2 separate regions of the Homo sapiens genome follow, and region 1 is linked to region 2. A link is a contact called in ENCODE Hi-C or POLR2A ChIA-PET data. All regions are on one chromosome and are shown on one strand. Each heading gives the region's core, a stretch centred on a gene start or an enhancer-like site at or near the end of the contact. The rest is flanking DNA. Distances are from core to core; before and after follow the strand shown. Region 1 overlaps LAP3 (leucine aminopeptidase 3). Region 2 has its middle 30 kb from the start of LAP3.

Evidence for each region. Hi-C counts contacts between places; a loop is a spot of excess contacts on that map. ChIA-PET counts read pairs that join two places held with the same protein, here RNA polymerase II (POLR2A). Pooled maps may share reads with other maps.
Region 1: a map of HepG2 shows a loop between it and region 2 (11-fold over the local background). The contact joins two enhancer-like sites. A Hi-C loop is called at or near these places in 5 of 168 maps with a recorded cell type or tissue (Caco-2, HepG2, OCI-LY7 and 2 more), 5 of 37 single-sample maps with no recorded cell type and 6 of 50 pooled maps. POLR2A ChIA-PET finds 5 or more read pairs at or near these places in 6 of 52 experiments (A549, H1, HepG2 and 3 more).

What each region holds. Positions count from the first base shown.
Region 1 is chr4:17,593,690-17,600,417 of GRCh38, forward strand. LAP3 (leucine aminopeptidase 3) reads left to right here. Exons shown (of 13, transcript NM_015907.3): 8 at 1,721-1,845; 9 at 3,357-3,445; 10 at 4,767-4,869. The region is part of intron 2 of MED28-DT (MED28 divergent transcript); the gene reads right to left. Among named protein-coding and RNA genes, the nearest start is that of MED28-DT, 18 kb to the right of the region's middle. Within about 2 kb of position 2,087, at least 3 of the 41 ENCODE cell types and tissues checked have a DNase peak (open chromatin) inside an H3K27ac peak, as active enhancers do.
Region 2 is chr4:17,543,659-17,550,637 of GRCh38, forward strand. No RefSeq gene overlaps it. Among named protein-coding and RNA genes, the nearest start is that of LAP3, 30 kb to the right of the region's middle. RefSeq lists enhancers at 1,114-1,710, 5,886-6,005. Within about 2 kb of position 5,638, at least 7 of the 41 ENCODE cell types and tissues checked have a DNase peak (open chromatin) inside an H3K27ac peak, as active enhancers do.

The sequences.
Region 1 (6,728 bases), core at 837-3,336, 46 kb after region 2:
CAGCCTCGACCTCCCTGGGCTCAGGTGATCCTCTCACCTCAACCTCCCGAGTAGCTGGGACTACAGATGCGAACCACTATGCCCAGCTAATTTTTGTATTTTTTATAGAGATGGGGTTTTGCCGTGTTGCCCAAGCTGGTCTCGAACTCCTGGGCTCAAGTGATTTGCCTGCCTCAGCCTCCCTAAGTGCTGGGATTACAGGCGTGAGCCACCACACTCGGTGAATCTGCTTGTTTTTTCACACAACAAAACCTACTGAGATTTTGATTGAGATAGATTTTGTGTGTGTGTAAAAATGTGCTGTTTTTATGGTTAATGAAATGACAGTGGTGAGACTGATACAGAAAGACCCGTTAAGGAGACCTGACAAACATCCAAATGACAGAGGGTAGTAGCATCAATGAGGGCGGCTGAGTAGAAAATAAGTGGGTGGATTTGAGAGAGATTGAAAAAGTGAGCCAAAGCTGATTGCTGATCTTTAACTGGTGGCTACCTTAGAACCATAGTCATAGGAATTAGAGAGCAGAACTTCCAGAAGAGGCCTGCAGATAAATGTGGCAGGTGGACAGAAGAAAAACTTCAAATACAACAGCGTGTTCCCTTTGTCCATGGGGTTTACCCATGTTATTTTTCTTCTTTGAGCCAGGGGATCATCTTTAATTCTTGGTGAACATGCCAACCATCTAAGTAACAAGTGCTTCTGAGGTAAGTGAGAATTAGGATTTAATTTTGAAGGAAAGCAGACTTCAGAGCAGCAGGCAGACCTCTCTCCAGTGAGCCACCAGGGCACATGAGCAGCAGATCTCAATTAGAACTTAGAGTCGAAGCCCCTGGCTCTGTGCTTGGCCTGTGAAGCATGTTGCTTCTGGACTCCTACGGACTGGAAGCAGAAAAACCACTAGCTAGTTAGAAGCCTCTGGGGGTCAGGTAGTTTGGTTTCTTGCTAATTGCAGCCTTATTCAGTTCTCATGTTGAAGTACTGTCTCTCAGCCATTGGGCCTGTGCCTCATTTAGGTTGTATTTTGCCATCAGCAGGATATAGCACACCTTGTGCAGTGTTGGAAGGAAATGTTAGCCCTCTGTCCTGTCGGTTTCAGAGAAATGCCTCCAGTCATCTCTGTGAGCTCATCAGCTTTTCTTAACAGCTCATGACCTTCACGTTCCATAAGTTGATCAATTCATAAAATTTGCTGAATAGACTATGTGGGTGTCAGGAGTTAATCAGACAATACAGAGATGGAATTTGCACAGTCTTGATTTTATGATATAGTAATGTTTCCAGTGGCACTGTTTAAATTTCATTCAAGTAGAAATAAAATGAGCTAAAGGCTGGGCGCGATGGCTAATGCCTGTAATCCCAGCACTTTGGGAGGCCGAGGCTGGCGGATCACGAGGTCAGGAGATCGAGACCATCCTGGCTAACAAGGTGAAACCCCATCTCTACTAAAATCACAAAAAAATTAGCCAGGCATGGTGGCAGCTGGGACTACAGGCGCCCACCACCACACCCGGCTAATTTTTTTGTATTTATAGTAGAGATGGGTTGCACCGTGTTAGCCAGGATGGTCTCGATCTCCTGACCTCGTGATCCGCCCACCTCGGCCTCCCAAAGTGCTGGGATTACAGGCGTGAGCCACCGTGCCCATCTGTACTTTTTAAATAAAGTGATTTTGGCCATCTTCTTTGCTCTTAATATTGCACGTTGTCCATTTCCCCATAGTGGTGGTATCTCCATCAAGGCTTCTGCAAATATGGACCTCATGAGGGCTGACATGGGAGGAGCTGCAACTATATGCTCAGCCATCGTGTCTGCTGCAAAGCTTAATTTGCCCATTAATATTATAGGTAAGTGGGGTAACGGATTACATCTCATAACGCTTCTGGATTCTAGCCAGGTGGGAGAAGAGAGACAACAGATATGATTTCCCCTAATCTGAAAAGATAAGAAATGATTTTTAAATAGTCATCAAGCAGTAGCTATTTAGCCCAGATAAGTGTTTTACTGTCTGAGCTGATTGAGCTAAATGTATCTTGCAACCAGTGGGCTGTAACTGGAATTGATTTGTTTCACTTCTGCAAAAAGTGGCTAGCAGTCAGGGGCACATAATGTCAAGTTTGTAGTTGACATTATGAAACTTGCTGGGTACTTGGGGTGGCAGGACGTTGCTGGCTCATTGACTGATTGCTTCGTAGGATTGTGGCCGGTGAAATGGCACAACACACAGAAAGTGCCTAGAACAGAAAAAGTGCTCATTATGTGGCAGTTCTTAGTAATGGAAGATACAAACTCCCAGGCACAGTACTGGGAGTTTGTATAATAGCATTGCTCATACTCATTTCAGAGGAGACGGGGAAGGAGGAGAGAGTCTTAGGTTAAATAATAATGCCCTGACTCTTGTCCATTGCACAAGGAAGGTAGAATTGGAATCCAGGTCTCAGACATGCCCCCCTCCTTCACTATCATAGTCCTTTTTTTTCCTGAACTATTTAAAAGTCAGTTGCAGACATCACGACACGTCCTCTAAGAAAAAGGACATTCTATGTAATGACAAAACCATTATCTTTTCCGAGGATTAATTCAGTAACCTAATTCAAGTTTCCAGTTGTGTAAAAAATGTCCATTTTATTTATTTATATTTAGGTTTTTTTGGTTTTTTGGTTTTTTTTGAGATGGAGTTTCGCTCTTGTTGCCCAGGCTGGAGTGCAATGGCGCGATCTTGGCTCACCACAACCTCCACCTCCCGGGTTCAAGTGATTCTTCTGCCTCAGCCTCTTGAGTAGCTGGGATTACAGGCATGCGCCACCATGCCTGGTTAATTTTGTATTTTTAGTAGAGACGGGGTTTCTCCATGTTGATCAGGCTGGTCTTGAACTCCTGACCTCAGGTGATCTGCCCGCCTTGGCCTCTCAAAATGCTGGGATTACAGGCATGAGCCACCGCGCCTGGCCTATATTTAGCTTTTAAATCCAGAAACTAATCAAGGACCACACATTGCTGTTGGTGCCCCTTTAGATTTCTTGATTCTAGACCCTATTCCTGTTTTCTTCCACGGCATTAGCAGTTTTGAAGGGTCTAGGCTTGTTTCATGATATTCTGCAATTTGTATTTATTTGAATTGCTTCTTCTTGATTAGAATCAAGTTAGACTTCTTTGGGAAGAATGCTACATGGGTGATGTGTACTTCTTGTTGCTGACACATCATGTCAGTTGTGTCATTGGTGATGTTAAATTTGATCAGTTCGTTAAGGTGGCCTTTGTGTCTTGCTTCTCATGGCTCACAGGTGGCCTCTTGTCCCATAGGTGGCATGTTTGGACCCAGTATATACTGTGTGCCTTCATATATTATTTCCAATAGGTCTGGCCCCTCTTTGTGAAAATATGCCCAGCGGCAAGGCCAACAAGCCGGGGGATGTTGTTAGAGCCAAAAACGGGAAGACCATCCAGGTTTGTAAATGTGAGACACAGCACTCCCCATCCAGCGTTCCTCAGGAATCCCGTGGTGGCCACATAACCACAGCTAGGATGCGTGCAGAGCCCCAGAACCATATTAGGGGAGGGTGCTGTCTTTAGTGCTGGGTAGCCTTTCTTTTCCTTCCCTTTCCTGAAATGGGGTCTCGCTGCATCACCCAGGCTGTAGTGCAGTGGCGTGATCATGTCTCACTGCAGCCTTGACCTCCCCAGGCTCAGGTGGTCCTCACACCTTAGCGACCTGAGTAGCTGGGACCACAGGTGCGTGCCACCATGCCTGGCTAGCTTTTTGTAGACACAGGGTTTTGCCATGTTTCCCAGGCTGGTCCCAAACTCCTAGACTCAAGTGATCTGCCCACCTTGTTCTCCCAAAGTGCTAGGATTACAGGCGCGAGCCACCATTCCCGGCCCCTGAGTAGCTTTTCTTGCAAAGGCAGAAGTATCTTTTTTGGGGGATTTTGAAGAATGTTTTTCCAGACTTATTGTTCCTCCCATTTCCTGTATGCTATACATGTGTATACACACGTTTCCATGAATTTGCTGCCAGCCCTGCAGAGGGCGGCAAAGCAGTAAAATTGTGGGCTATCTTCTGGATATACCTGTGCTATGAGTGACTTTTTTCCATTGTAGGTGTTGAGGTAGAACATACTGTCCTACATCATGGGCCCTGCACTGAAGGGGATGTGGCAGCAGGTCCTCTGGGTGGCACGTGCATGCAGGTGTGTACAAGCCACTCAGAAAACGACTGGACCTCTATTTAAAAGAAAGGAATATAGTTAGGAAGTGTTACTGAAGTTGCAAGAGTTTTCATTTCTAGGATTGAGACTGCCATGTAGCTGTAGCTTTCTTAAAGCTCTTTAACCTCATTTTTGGAAATCTTTACATTTTTCCCCTTCTTGTTACAAAGTTACGGGTAAAATGGACTAGACATTTTTCTATTTATTTTGGCTTCCAAAGTCATCAACATTAGGTCATCAGCTCTGGTACAGTGATTATTATATTATTATTTTTTTATTTTTAATTAGAAATGGGGTTTCACCATCTTGCCTAGGCTGGTGTCGAGCTCCTGGGCTCAAGCTGTCTGCCCACCTCTACCTCCCAAGGTGCTGGGGGATTATTAAATCATATTTGCTCTCCAGATTAGATATGTTCCTATTCTCATTGAAGTATGAATGGTTTGATAATGACACACGTCACAGTAGCTTTTTCCAACTTTTCCGTCGAACACTGTTGCAAGTGTCTAGTTTTCATATTCTTTACTTGCGCTGTCACCCTTTCTGTTTTTGACCCTCTGCAGGTTGATAACACTGATGCTGAGGGGAGGCTCATACTGGCTGATGCGCTCTGTTACGCACACACGTTTAACCCGAAGGTCATCCTCAATGCCGCCACCTTAACAGGTCAGACCGCGCACTTGCCTTGATTTTGTTTGAAGGAAGTCTTGTTCGTTGCATGGATTTCACACACTATACTTGTGGCATTATTTTGCTAAAATTTGGCTTGGTCCATTGGCATTCAAAGATCTTTCACCAGAGGAATTGTTCTGCAGTTGTAAAATGTTTTGAATATTAGGTTTGTCGTTTTAAAACATTCCAAGCTGTACTTTTTTTTTGAGACGGAGTGTCACTCTGTCATCCAGGCTGGAGTGCAGTGGCGTGATCTTGGCCTCCTGAGTTCAAGTGATTCTCCTGCCTCAGCCTCCCAAGTAGCTGGGGTTACAGGTACGCACCACCAGTCCTGGCGAATTTTTGTATTTTTAGTAGAGACGGGGTTTTTGCCATGTTAGCCAGGCTGGTTTCGAACTCCTGAACTCAGGTGATCCACCCGCCTCAGCCTCCCAAAGTGCTGGGGTTACAGGCATGAGTCACTGTGCCTGGCCTAATTTTTATATTTTAGTAGAGATGGGGTTTAACCATGTTGGCCGGGCTGGTCTCAAACTCCTGACCAAGGTGATTCACCTGTCTCAGCCTCCCAAAGTGCTGGGATTACAAGATTACAGAAGTGAGCCACTGTGCCCAGCCTGGGCTGTACCTTTAAGCAGAAATAACAAGTGCGCCAGATCAGCTCATCTAGAGTGACATCTAAAAATGATGTTAAGAGCCAGGAGCGGTGGCTCACACCTGTAATCCCAGCACTTTGGGAGTCCGAGGCAGATGGATTATGAGGTCAGGAGATCGAGACCATCCTGGCCAACATGGTGAAACCTTGTCTCTACTAAAAATACAAAAATTAGTTGGGTGTGTGGCACGTGCCTGTAATTCCAGCTACTCGGGAGGCTGAGGCAGGAGAATTGCTTAAACCCCAGAGGTGGAGGTTGTAGTGAGCCGAGATCATGCCACTGCACTCCAGCTTGGTGACAGAGCGAGACTCCCTCTTAAAAAATAAAATAAAATAAAATAAATGATGTTAAGAGATTGTTTCTGTTACAATTACCATTTGATACAGATCTGAAAAGATTAGTGATAAATCCCCAAGTCAATAGCTTTCTTTTACTTTTTTAAACTAATTGTAATGTATCTAATACCCTCTGAGCTTTCAGAGCTTTACTTTTTTTTTTTTTTTCTTCTGGAACTTTTTATACTTGATGTCATAAGGAAATAAAAACATTTTACCAGAGTAGCAGGATTCTCATTTAACAAGTGACACAGTGTGAAGCCAGCGCTTTAAGGCCAGGCTCAGGTGGAACTCCCAGCTGTGCCACTTACTAGTCAGTTAGCCGTGGGCAAGTTTCTTGGCCCTTTTGAGCATTGGTACTTGGGGACAATTCCATTTGCTTGGAAGAGCTGTAAAGGCTGGAGGGAGTTTCTTGAAAGCCTCTTTAATACAGGCTGTGACACCACCAGCCCTGGAGGGCTGGGAATAGATTCCTAAAGGGATGACAAACAAGTGTTGTCTTATTGCCAAATCCCAATGTTCATAATCTTGCATCCAAATGTTCTCTTCCTAGTAATTCATCCTGACTCTACCCCTTTTTAAAAAAAATTAATTTCTGAATCTTAAAGTCAGACTCTACCTCTTTTAAGATGAAAATTTAGATCATTTTTTATCCTTTGGTTTTATTCTTGCCCTGGTCATGTTGAGCCTTTACTTTGGCAGAAATCATGTTCCCTTTTGTATGTAGGTCTAAAAATAGTCCACAGGTCTATTGCTAAGAGTTTTTTTTCAAAGCTGGCATTATAGTGTTTTCATGGTTTTTGGTCTATCTATTCAGTTTAGCAAACACTTTACCTGAAAAGCAGAGCTTCTAGGGTGGGGGGTT
Region 2 (6,979 bases), core at 4,388-6,887:
CCAATGACTGGTTTCTTTTACTTAGCCTAGTGTTTTCAAGGTTCATCCATGTTGTGGCATAATATCTCAACATTTTAACTTTTGTTTTTTTTGAGATGGAGTCTTGCTATGTTGCCCAGGCTGGAGTGCAGTGGTGCTATCTCGGCTCACTGCAAGCTCTGCCTCCTGGGTTCACGCCATTCTCCTGCCTCAGCCTCCCAAGTAGCTGGGACTACAGGCACCTGCCACCACGCCTGGCTAATTTTTTTTTTTTTTTGTATTTTTAGTAGAGATGGAGTTTCACTGTGTTAGCCAGGATGGTCTCGATCTCCTGCCCTCGTGATCCGCCCGCCTCGGACTCCCAAAGTGCTGGGATTACAGGCATGAACCACTGCGCCTGGCCCATTTTAACTTTTTTATGCCGTCATAATGTCCCTCTTCCCATGCGATACACATCAGACTTATTTTCCTTCTGCTTTCTTCAAATAAATATATTAAGCATGTCTTTATTTCTACAGAATTTTCTTCTTTGTAAGTTTTAATGTCTATACCAGTAGTGAATCCCATGACATCCCCCTACAGTGGAAATTTCCAGGCTTGTCATTTCAGACAATGCAGTCGTTCCTGTAATCCCTATGCATGCAGTCATTCAAGATGAATCTGTTTACAAAATCTGAGCCAAAGGATGACCCACAACAATAAGCACTTTACTACTCAACTGTTCCCTCTTGCAGCTAAATGAAGGTTTTGTCCTCGGGAGACGGTGACATCACCTCTAGGGCTGACAGGCCACAGCAACTGACCTCCTCATCTGGGCTTCTCCCCGGAAGAGGTGGAAGTCATTGTCATTGTTCCTCACAAAGGGCCGCTGTGCTGAAATGCAAAGTAAACAAGCAGAAATGACAGCCTGCTTCATTATAGAACTAGCACTTCCTTCTCACACTCATTTCTTAGTAAACAGACGTGGGTTTGTTTTCACTTTTTACTTTTTATTGGTGAATATGTATTTAATATGCCTAATTTATATATATATATATATGCATAGAAACTACAGTATTGCAGTTCTAGGTAACTATTATCCAGCTTCAATAATTATCAGCCCATGGCTAATTTTGTTTCCTCTGGACATTTACCTCCACTCTCCACCTCCATTAACAAAAGCTTCTTACTGAAAATTATTCCAAATAGTTACTTCATTGTCCCTGCCCTGTCATCCCATAGATCCAATTATTTTCATTTTGTTTTCAACAGATTATTTTGGGAACATTACTATGTGTTTGGCACAATGCCAGGTCCTGGGGATACAAAGATGAAGATGACATTGTTTGGGAAGTTTACAGACCAGGAACTAGAAACACAAACATTGTATTTTATGATAACATGAGGTTGGAGGATGGCCAGAGCTGATCCTGACACAGCCTGGATCAGGAAGCAGTGGGGTTTACAAACAAAACCATTAATAGTAATTACATGGCCCGGCGGGGTGGCTCACACCTGTGATCCCAGCACTTTGGGAGGCCAAGGTGGGTGGATCACCTGAGGTCGGGAGTTAGAGACCTGCCTGACCAACATGGAGAAACTAAAAATACAAAATTAGTCGGGCATGGTGGCACATGCCTGTAATCCCAGCTACTCGGTAGGCTGAGGCAGGAGAATAGCTTGAACCTGGGAGGAGGTTGCGGTGAGCCGAGATGACGCCATTACATTCCAGCCTAGGCAACAAGAACAAAACTCTGTCCCAAAAAAAAAAAGGTAATTACATGCTGGGGCGAGGGTAAGTTTACAGTAAATTTGCTAGTATGGAAGTGCTTATGTGCTATTATTTTAAAGTTTAGCTGGGGTTAAAGTAGCTACAGCAATGAGGTTGGAGTTGGCTAAACTGTGAAAGCAAGTTCGATGGAACCCTGGGTCCACTGTACTGGGTATGAATCACAATCTAGATAACCCAGAGTACTTACTGCAAAGTCAGCGATAGCTCTTCTGTTTTCCACATTGCCGCAAATTTCCCCTAAGGTGAGGCCTGCAGCTAGCTTGAATGGGGAAAGTCAGGGGGTAGGTATAAATTAATATCTTCATAAATTTGTATCAGCCTCACAGGTATGAATCTGTTAAATGTATATAAACATATAAAATATATATGTATCTCTATATAGCCAGCCAAAAGTGGGAAGAAATTGAATTGCCTCTGTATTAAGAGAGACATAATAAAACCAGACAGTAGCTTTGCCTGCCTGATGAAGGGAGGTGGCTCCTACAGGCCACCTGGCCTAGACAGCTGACACCCCCTGGGGTACGGGGACAGTTCTTTGGTGCAGTGATCAGCATGTCCTTAACAGACTGTTCCCGAGGTAATGCCTACTGCGATCTGCTCACCTGTGATCTGTCCACATGCCGTCTGCCTGCGCTGGGTTCTGTGCGTGCACGCAAGTCTCTCTGGTCCAGAAGCCAGAGCTGGGATGGAATTCAAGGAACCACAAAAGTCTCCCTCTCACTGTCAATTTTGAAGAATGAATAAGGGGTAGGCAGGCAAAGGCAAAAAACTCAGGGTGAGGGCATAAATAGAAGCAGAGGTATCGAGGCAGGAAACAGCACAGCCAGGTCACAGCAGTTCAGCACCCACTGGGACAAGCGCAAGACAAGAAGTATGGAAGGAACACAGGCAGGCGAGAAAGGTAGGGCCAGGTTCGAGAAGGATTCCTGCGTCCTGTGAAGGAACTGGGCTTCACTGAGGGCTGAGAAGCAGGATAGGTGGCGCATTAGAAGGAGTCCTCGAGCAGCATGTGGACAGCACATGGGAGCAGAGGATCCAGGCAGGAAGGTGGTGCGGCGTCAAGGGCAGAGGGAGGCAGCCTTCAACCAGTTCAGAAATGAACCAGGGCTGTCATGGGCAGGGTTATGCCCTGCACCGCCCCCCCAACTTATGTTGAAGTCTTGACCCCGGGTACCTCACAATGTGACATATTTGGAGACAGGGCTTTTATTTATTTTGTGAGACGGAGTCTCGCTCTGTTGCCCAGGCTGGAGTGCGGTGGCGTGTTCTCGGCTCACTGCAAGCTCCGCCTCCCGGGTTCAAGAGATTCCCATGCCTCAGCCTCCCCAGCAGCTGGGATTACAGGCTCGCTACCACAGGGCAGATCCCTCATGAGAGTAGATCTCTCAAGAATAGCTTGGGCCATCCCCGTGGTAACAAGTGAATTCTCGCTCTATTAGTTCACAGGAGAGCTAGTTGTTTAAGAGAGCCTGGCAGCTCCTCCTCCCCCCTTGCTTTCTCTCTCACCATGTGACAGGCCTGCTCCCACTCTGCCTTCCACCACGAGTAAAAACTTCCAGGTCGGGCGCGTTGACTCAAGCCTGTAATCCCAGCACTTTGGGAGGCCAAGGTGGGAGGATCACGAGATCAGGAGATCGAGACCATCTTGGCTAACATGGTGAAACCCTGTCTTTACTAAAATACAAAAAATTAGCCAGGTGTAGTGATGCATGCCTGTAATCCCAGCTACCCGGGAGGCTGAGGCAGGGGAATCGCTTGAACCCGGGAGGCAGAGGTTGCAGTGAGCTGAGATCACGCCACTGCACTCCAGCCTAGCGACAGAGCAAGACTCTGTCTCACATAAACAAACAAACAAACAAACAAAAAACAAGCTTTCTGAGGCCTCACCAGAAGCAGAGGCAAGCACTATGCTTTTTTTTTCTTTTTCTTTTTCTTTTTTTTTTGAGATGGAATCTGGTGCTGTTGCCCAGGCTGGAATGCAGTGGCACAATCTCAGCTAACTGCAGCCTCTGCCTCCAAGGTTCAAGTGATTCTCCTGCCTCAGCCTCCCAAGTAGCTGGGATCACAGGTGTGTGCCACCACACTCAGCTAATTTTTGTATTTTTAGTAGAGATGTAGTTTCCCCACATTGACCAGGCTGGTCTGGAATTCTGGACCTCAAGTGATCCACCCATCTTGGCCTCCCAAAGTGCTGGGATTACAGGTGTGAGCCACCACCCCTGTCCTACTATGCTTCTTATACAGAAGCATAGTATAAGATTCTGCAGCATTCTGTCTGCAGAATTGTGAGCGAAAATAAACCTCTTTTATTTATAAATTACCCAGCCTCAGGTATTCTTTAATAGCAACGTAAAATAGACTGACACAACAGCCATCTACAAGCCAAGGAGAGAGTCCTCAGAAGAAACCAACCTTTCTAACATTTTGATCTTGGACTTCTAGCTCCAAAATTATGAGAAAATAAATTTCTGTTGTTGAAGCCACCCAGTCTGTGGCAGCCCTAGCACTCTAATACAAGGGTACAATACGAAGTGGAGGAGGGTCAGGAAAATCAGCAAGACATCAGTTGCAAGAGAGGATAGAGAAGAAAGGATCGGGGAGGTCTCCCAGACCTCTTGTTTGACGACTGAGTAGAAGGCAGTGTCACTACCTGTAACGGGATCCAGGGATGAGGTGGATCTCAGGGCCTGTGGATGAGACATCCCAGTAAAAATGCGTAGCAGACAGTTGGATGTAAAAGTCTGAAGCGTTTCAAGAAGAGTGAAACAACCATGATTTTTGTCCCATTTCTGGGACCCTATTGCTCTGTGATATCTCTGAGCCTCAGTTTCTTCAACTGTAAAAAAGGTATATTGGCGGGGCGTGGTGGCTCACGCTTGTAATACCAACACTTTGGGAGGCCGAGATGGGTGGATCACTTGAGGGCAGGAGTTTGAGGCCAGCCTGGTCAACATGGGGAAACCCCATCTCCAGTAAAAATATAAAAACTAGCCAGGGGTGGTGGTGCATGCCTATAATCCCAGCTAGTGGGGAAGCTGAGGCAGGAGAGTCATGTGAACCCAGGAGGCGGAGGTTGCAGTGAGCCGAGATTGTGTGACTGCACTCCATCTCAAAAAAAAAAAGGTATACTAATACCTTTCCTGTCTACCAAGGAGAGTAGTTGAAGGGGCAAATGATAATAATACCATACATGTAAAAATTTCCTGAAAACTGAATAAGGCAGCATTAAAAAAAAAAAAATATATATATATATATAATTATATATAAGCTTTTCTGGGACGCCACTTTTAAAATCAAAAGATGATTTTAAAGCTTTGTTGAGTTCAGTTGAGGCTTTAAGAACAATTTGCCACAAAATGACAAAGCTCGTTCTGGGCATGATCATTTTATCAAATCCTGGATCTGGTAGTTAAAAGTGTCATTGTTTTCTTTTTTGTTTTGTTCTGTTTGTTACCAAAGGCTATAATTATTTGGTGGCAATTTGCCATTTCTGGAATCTTAATCATACTGGCTTATAATGTGGTCTGCTCTGAACAGAGCTTATTTATAACTACACAACTATGTGCATTTTCTTTAAGACTTAGGAGGAATATTATAAATCAGGGATAAATTGTTTCATAAGTGAATCAGAAAGAAACTAGAGAAGTAATGAGCTTTGACTGCCTTAGGTATTGTTGCTGTGATTGTTAAATGCATTAGCTAATAGTTTTACCATGGATACTATATAATACTATCACACCGTATATGTTTTAATAATCATATCAAAGCAATCCATGGTGCAAAATAATTTCTAAACTATGATTCTAAGGTTAAACATGTCTAAAAATGAAAGTGGTATGACCACCGTTTGCCACTAGGGGGAAGCAATCGATTGACCATAAACTCATCATGTCTCAGCGGGCGTGGGGCTGCCGGTTGGATCAAGGAATCTTGAATGATTCTTTCAGCTCAGAGTCACTCTGTGATTCCACTATGCTTCCAGTTTCAAGTTCCAATTGAGTAAGGAAATACCTTTTAATATTTTAGATAACGTTGCTAAGTATAACGAGGGTTATTTCTCAGCGGGGTGTTGCAGGACCCTAGGAAACAAAAACTGTTAGAACTTTAGAGGTCTTGACTGGGCGCAGTGGCTCACGCCTGTAATCCCAGCACTTTGGGAGGCCGAGGCGGGCGGATCACGAGGTCAGGAGATCGAGACCATCCTGGCTAACACGGTGAAACCCCGTCTGTATCAAAAATACAAAAAATTAGCCGGGCGTGATGGCGGGCGCCTGTAGTCCCAGCTACTCGGGAGGCTGAGGCAGGAGAATGGCGTGAACCCGGGAGGCGGAGCTTGCAGTGCGCCGAGATCTCGCCACTACACTCCAGCCTGGGCGACAGAGCGAGACTCTGTCAAAAAAAAAAGAATTTTAGAGGTCTTACATCCTACCAGTAACCTGTAACGTCACAGCCATAAAGGTTTTCTCTCTGGTCCTCTGTGTCAGCGCAGGGTTGTAAAAATCAAATTACTATACTTGATTAATAACTCATCAAGGATAAAATAGTATAATACATAGGCCCAGCAACTCTAACAAGTGACTGGCCTTTTTTTTTTTTTTTTTTTTTTTTTTTTTTTGTGAGACAGGGTCTCACTTCTCACCCAGGGTGGAATGCAGTGGTGCGATCTCAGTTCACTGCAACCTCCACTTCCCGGGCTCAAGCAATCCTCCCACCTTAGCCTCTCGAGTCTCTGGGACTGCAGGCGTGCGCCACCACACCTGACTAATTTTTGTATTTTTTGTAGAGATGGGGTTTTGCCATGTTGTACAGGCTGGTCTTGAGCTCCTGAGCTAAAGTGATCCGCCTTCTTTGGCCTCTCAAAATGCTGGGATTAGAAGCGGGAGCCACCACACCCTGCCCAAACTCAATTTTATATCTATAAAGTTTCATTCTTTTTAAAGATTATCACTGTAATAATATATATCAGAAAACTTAAAAAAATACAAAATTATGAGAAAGAAGATAAAGATGAAACCACTGTTTATATTTTATTTTCTTAAATGGTTTCCCAAATTACTGTATTTAATTAAGTCAACACCTTAAATCTCTTCTGGAATAAGGAAAGCAGGATGGGTAGATAGACCGACACAGATGTGAGGAATTATCTCAATAGTTTCCAAACCTGGCTGATGGTCAGAATTACCTGGTGAGCGTTTTAAAACTAAATCAGAATCTCTTTGGAGAGGGAGG